Regions from separate parts of the Homo sapiens genome. Here region 1 is linked to region 2. Evidence: read pairs that join two places in POLR2A ChIA-PET (ENCODE). Cell type or tissue: A673. All regions are shown on one strand. Each heading gives the region's core, and the rest is flanking DNA. Links, peaks and the distances in the headings are about the cores only.

Region 1 (2,906 bases), core at 171-2,670, 100 kb after region 2:
TTATGGATTTTGTGGTCTTTAAAGAGTGCTTAAAGCTTTTTTCTTCTGTGCAGTTTTTTATGGTTTACTGTTATCATTTTGAGTCCTGTTTTTTAGCTTTGTTAGAGTGGATCTGGATAATCTTTAATCTAGGGATCATTTGACCTCTGGTCTCTCCTGAATGCCCTGTGAGGACACTCCAGTCTGGCTGCTTGGGACTCATGATTCCCCTGAGAGTTCTAAGAAATGTCAGCTCCTAGCTTCTTCTTCACTGTGGAGTTTCACCCTATGCATGCACAAATTTTAGTATTCAGCAGAGACCTGAGGGAACCTCCAGACAGATTTCTGGACCACTTTTTCTGCATAGCTCTTTCTTTCTGAAGTCTGTCCTGCAGCTTTCAGCTGCCTTGGCCTCCCTGAACTCTGATCTCTGTCTCTTCAACTTAAGTGGGTGGCGTGCTCTGCTGGGGATCCCCGTCTCTCTCCAGGGCCTGAAATGTGTCTCCTGGCAGGAAGCCAGAGTGATTTTAGGGCCCAAGTAATTTGTTTCTCTGCTTTCAGGGATCGTAGTCCTGCACTGCCTGCTGTCCAATGTGTACACACAGTGGTTTTATTTATTTGGCTTAGTTTTCTAGTTGTTTACAGTGGGAGGGCAAATCTGTTCCCTATCACTCCATCATGACCCGAAGTGGAAGTGCATTGGTTGACTTTGAGCAGAGGAGTGACATGAAATAACTTATCATCTCCTCTAATCCCAAATGTGAGGTGGTGGTATTATTCCCGTTATTCCCATAGATGAGGAAACTGAGGCTCAGAGAGGTTGAGCAGCGTGCCCCCAAATCACTGAGTTCTTAATGCCAAAGCTTGTGTACTTTCTGTCATGCCACTGCATCTCAAAGGATATTGGTGGGATCGAATCTTATTCTTCCCAGCAGAGAACTACACAGACTGGCTTAGGACCTATCTGGAGTCACAGTCACCGGGCAGATGCAGGATGGGTTCTCCTATCTGAAGTCGCAGTTACTGGGCAGATGCAGGATGGGTTCTCCTAGACCTGGAGCTTTCGCCAGTTGCTCAAATCTGTGAGCTGCTTGTGAGGTTGTTCTTTGTTGGACAGCAGGTCAGGATCTGGGAACGCCTTCCAGTTGGGGAAGGTCAGCGCCTTGGCAGCAGGAGTGAGAGCACCTTTGTCTCTACCAAAAGAAAAGCATTTCTCTCTCTGCCGCCGTAGTCTTTGCCTGACTTGTTTTTTTAAAGCAGTTTTCTGCTTTTGCTTTCTTCTCTTCCTGCTCTCCCCATTCAGGCCTCTAAGGATCCTGGGCATGGATTGCCTTAGGTCCTTTTCTTACATCGTTACAATAGATGCCTGTGGGTGGTTTCTAAGCCTTTTTTTTTTTTTTTTTTTCTGAGACAGTCTTACTCTGTTACCCAGGCTGGAGTGCAGTGATGTGATCACAGCTCACCACAGCCTCAACCTCCTGGGCTCAGTTGATCCTCCCACTTCAACCTCCTGGGTAGTTGGGACTTACAGGCATGTGCCACCATGCGTGGCAAATTTTTGTATTTTTTAGTAGAGACAGGGTTTTACCATGTTGCTCAGGCTGGTCTCGAACTCCTGGGCCCAAGCGATCCTCCCACATCGGCCTCCCAAAGTGCTGGTGTGAACCACCATGCCCGGCCTTGTTTTTTTTTTTTTTTTAATCATGGACTACTCTGTGAAGATTTCCAGGATCAGTTGGAGATGAGGTTTTGCTATGTTGGCCAGGCTGGTCTTGAACTCCTGACCAGGTGATCTGCCTGCCTCGACCTCCCAAAATGCTGGGATTACAGGCGTGAGCTACTGTGCCCGGCCTGCTTCGATTGTTTAAACAGCTAGCATGGTGGAAGATTTTAAAAAAATGTTCACAGGGTAGGCCATGATTAAAAAAATAAAAAAAAGGCCAGGTGTGGTGGCTCACATTTGTATTCCCAGCTTCATACTGGGACTGTGGCTCTGGGAAGCCATGACTTGAGGAATTTGGAGTGTTGCTGTTTCAAATTCCATGGTAGGAATATGCATACACATGCACCCTTTTTTTCTTTTTGAGACAGAGTCTTGCTCTGTTGACCAAGCTGGAATACAATGGCACCATCATAGCTCACTGCAATCTCTGCCTCCTGGGATCAAGCGAGCCTCCTGAGTAGCTGGGACTATAGGATGCACCACCACACCCGGCTAATTTTTAAATTTTTTGTAGAGATGGGGTCTCGCTGTGTTGCCCAGGCTGGTCTCAAACTCCTGGCCTTAAGGGATCCTCCCATTGTACCCTCCCAGAGTGCTGTGCTGGGTTTAAGGTGTAAGCCACACTTGGCCATGCTCCTTTTTTTTTTTTTTTTTTTTTTTGGAGACAGAGTCTCACTCTGTCACCTAGATTGGAGTGCAGTGGCATGATCTCAGCTCACTGTAACCTCCGCCTCCCGGGTTCAAGCGATTATTGTGCCTCTGCCTCCCGAGTAGCTGGGACTACAGGCATGCACCACCACACCCAGCTTATTTTTGCATTTTTTTTGTAGAGACGGGGTTTCGCCATGTTGGCCAGGCTCATCTCTAACTCCCGGCCTCAAGTGATTCGCTCACCTTGGCCTCCTGAAGTGCTGGGATTACAGGCATGAGCCACTGCACCCGGCCGGCCATGCTTCTTATATGCTTTGAATATCCTTGGCAGAATATATAAGGAACCAGCGTCAGTGTGGGTCCCCTAGGGTTGGAATGAGAGGGAAGCTTTCTTTTTTACTTTTAATATTGAATTTTCTAAAACAATTCATTTACATGGCTTATAATTTAAAAGGTACTAAAGGGTTTATGATGAAAGAGACTTATTTGGCACTGTGTACTGTTTGAAGTTTTTCCCTCTGGTAAATACTAGCTATTCAAGGGATGAACTAAT
Region 2 (2,906 bases), core at 98-2,597:
TTTTCTATCTGGTTCTTCTTGTTATTCCACTTGCGGTTGGATGGGGAGATATTCCACTTTCCCTTAGGAACTCTTGTCCCTGCACAGACCATTTTAGCTATTCTGAGCACATCACAAGCATACTCCTCTGGGGTGAGAATATATAGCCTCTGGGCTTTTTCAGAATTGCTCCTTCTGCTACTCTGGAAGCTAACGTGGAATGATTGCTTGAGTCCAGCAGTTCAAGGCCAGCATGGGCAACAAAGCAAGAACCTGTTTCTTTAAAAAAAAAAAAAAAAAAAAAAAAAGGCGGGGGGAGCAGGCATGGTGGCTTACACCTGTAATCCCAGCACTTTGAGAGGCCGTGGCAGGAGGATCACTTGAAGCCAGAGCTCAAAACCAGCCTGGGCAACTTAGTGAGCCCCCATTTCTACAAAAAATAAAAACAATTAACTGGGCATGGTGGTACACACCTGTAGCCTCAGCTACTCAGGAAGCTGAGATGGGAGGATCCCTTGAGCCCAGGAGTTTGAGACTGCAGTGAGCTATGATGGTGCCACTGGCGCCTGGGTAACAAAGCAAGACCCTGTCTCAAAAAAAAAAAAAAAAAAAAAAAGGAGCTGGGCATAGTGGCATGTGCCTGTAAATGAAAGGCATCATTTCATGCAAGCTCCTCTGAGCCCAGGAGTTCCAGCCTAGCCCAGGCAACAGGGCAAGACCACGTCTCAAAAAAAAAAAAAGTACTCTTTCCACCTAAAATATATTCAGGTCATTTGAGTTCAGTTTGAGTTCAGCTACGAGAATTATTTAGTTGAGTGAGTGTCAGAGCTGGGATTTTCAAATCTGCCCTTACTGGTATGTTGCTTTACACACCCTCTTACGTAAATCAAACTAGGATTCCACCCTGGGAGGTTTGCATAGAGGGCTGTTCTTGTAGAACTTGTGCTCATGCTTTGATTTGGGATTTGGGGAGTTAGGGCAAGCCAGAAAGTTTTTCTGGTGGATAATAATGTGGGTTGACTTTCTTAAGCATTTTAAGCCAAGCACTTGAGTTTCTAACAACTAAAAAGCTAAGTCAGCCTGACACAGCTCTAGCGCGCCCTGGCTTGATTCTGTTCATCCCCAGGGGGAGACTTGCCTTTGTTCCAGTCCTGCTCTCCCAAGCCAGCTTACTGTAGTTTTCCAGCAATTCTGAGAAGCAGTATTTTTTACTGCTGATTAGAACCTTAACATGGAAATGGAAAGTTTGTGTAGCATGTAACATTATTAGAAGGGAAAACATGACTATATGATTAGATACATATTGATTTTATGCAATATGTTTGCATAAAATCTCTTCAGTAGTAACTTGGTTAAATTATTCACATTGACTCAGCATAATTTCTCCCTTGCTAAATCTCAGACTAAAGCAATCAATTTGTTCCTGCAAGAAAGTCTGATGGTAGGCTTTCCTTGTAACTGAGCCCCATAGAAAGAGGAAGCAGCTGCAACAAAGTTGAAAAGGATGCCTGTCACCAAGGTTCTTTTAAGGGAGCCATTGTGTGAAGTTCTACTTGTGAAATTTCTGCAAGTACTGTTTGTTCTCCAAAATCCAGCTTTCCGTTGAAAGTCAATGAAACATCTCTAAAATGCAGACATACCCAGGTTCATTGGGAACACAGTCACTGTGAGTATACATGATTATGTCCTGCTAACCCTATTGGGAAAGAATGCTGGGCTTGGCCCTAGTAAGTAGACTTGGGTTAAAGTTCACCTCCGCCACTAACTAGCTGGGAAGTTCAACTTCCCTGAGCTGAGTTTGTCACGTTAGAGAATATTAATAAATATGAAAATTGTGGAGCAGTCTTAAGTTTAAAAGGAACTTTCATGGACATTAGCTCATTTTGCTGTGCCCACCCTGGGAAGGAAGCAGGACAGGCAGGCAGTGGCATCCCTGTCGTCAAGCAGCCTGAGGACTGCTGTGAGCCTCTGGAGCAAGGCAGGAGTTTGAGGAGGCTCTCAGTCCTTTTGTCCTTTTTTTGAGACAGAGCATCATTCTGTTGCCCAGGCTGGAGTGCAATGGCATGATCTTGGCTCACTGCAACCTCTGTCCCCCACCCTTACCACTGGGTTCAAGCAATTCTTAGGCCTCAGCCTCCTAAGTAGCTGGGACTACAGGATGCACCACCACGCCCAGCTAATTTTGGGGGGGTTTTTTTTGAGACGAGTTTCACTCTTGTGGTCCAGGCTGGAGTGTAGTTGCGTGATCTCGGCTCACTGCAACCTCTGCCTCCTGGGTTCAAGTGATTCTCCTGCCTCAGCCTCCCGAGTAGCTGGGATTACAGGCGCCCACCAACACGCCTGGCTAATTTTTTGTATTTTTAGTAGAGACGGGGTTTTGCCATGTTGGTGGTCTCAAACTCTTGACCTCAGGTGATCCACCCGCCTCGGCCTCACAAAGTGCTGGAGTTACAGGTGTGAGCCTGTGTGTCCTTTCTATTGAGGCTTCTCTCCACATTTTCTGATCCTCAGTCTCCTTATTTCCTGTAAGGCTGAGGTCCCAAATCCAGCCTGTGAAAGAGAAATGCCAGCAGAGGCAGCACCCAGCACAGGATCTATTATTGCAGCATGCCCTGTGGTCAGGGCCTTCAGTAAAAGCCCACAGACCCTGACTACTTTCTGGCGGACTCTGGAGGAAGGCCTTAACCACAGACAAAAGGACAAGGACAGTGCTGTGGAGGGACTGCTGGCTGCTGCAGCGTGAAGAGAATAGGGAATGCACTCTACAAAAATAAAAAAGCATAAAATTGGAAAAAATATATACCAAAAACATTTCAAGGTTCTGGACATCAACCAAAGGCAGGCAAATTAAGAAGCATTTATTCTTGAGAAAAAACTGGCTGGGCACGGTAGCTTGCACCTGTAATCTCCCAACACTTTGGGAAGCA

Evidence for each region. Peaks named below come from ENCODE experiments on the same cell type or tissue, not always from the same donor. Only the 100,000 strongest peaks of a DNase experiment are listed, where the experiment ranks them.
Region 1: POLR2A ChIA-PET joins it to region 2 with 11 read pairs; 9 of 35 experiments call an interaction of 5 or more read pairs at or near these places.

Annotation. Positions count from the first base shown.
Region 1 is chr1:10,489,336-10,492,241 of GRCh38, forward strand. All of the region lies in intron 1 of PEX14 (peroxisomal biogenesis factor 14), which reads left to right. Among named protein-coding and RNA genes, the nearest start is that of PEX14, 16 kb to the left of the region's middle. In A673, for the core only: no CTCF peak of the experiment used is centred there; no DNase peak of the experiment used is centred there.
Region 2 is chr1:10,386,864-10,389,769 of GRCh38, forward strand. No RefSeq gene overlaps it. Among named protein-coding and RNA genes, the nearest start is that of PGD, 11 kb to the right of the region's middle. RefSeq lists an enhancer at 1,394-1,573. In A673, for the core only: no CTCF peak of the experiment used is centred there; DNase peaks (open chromatin) are centred at 1,108 and 1,368; H3K4me3 peaks cover 461 bases; H3K27ac peaks cover 2,500 bases.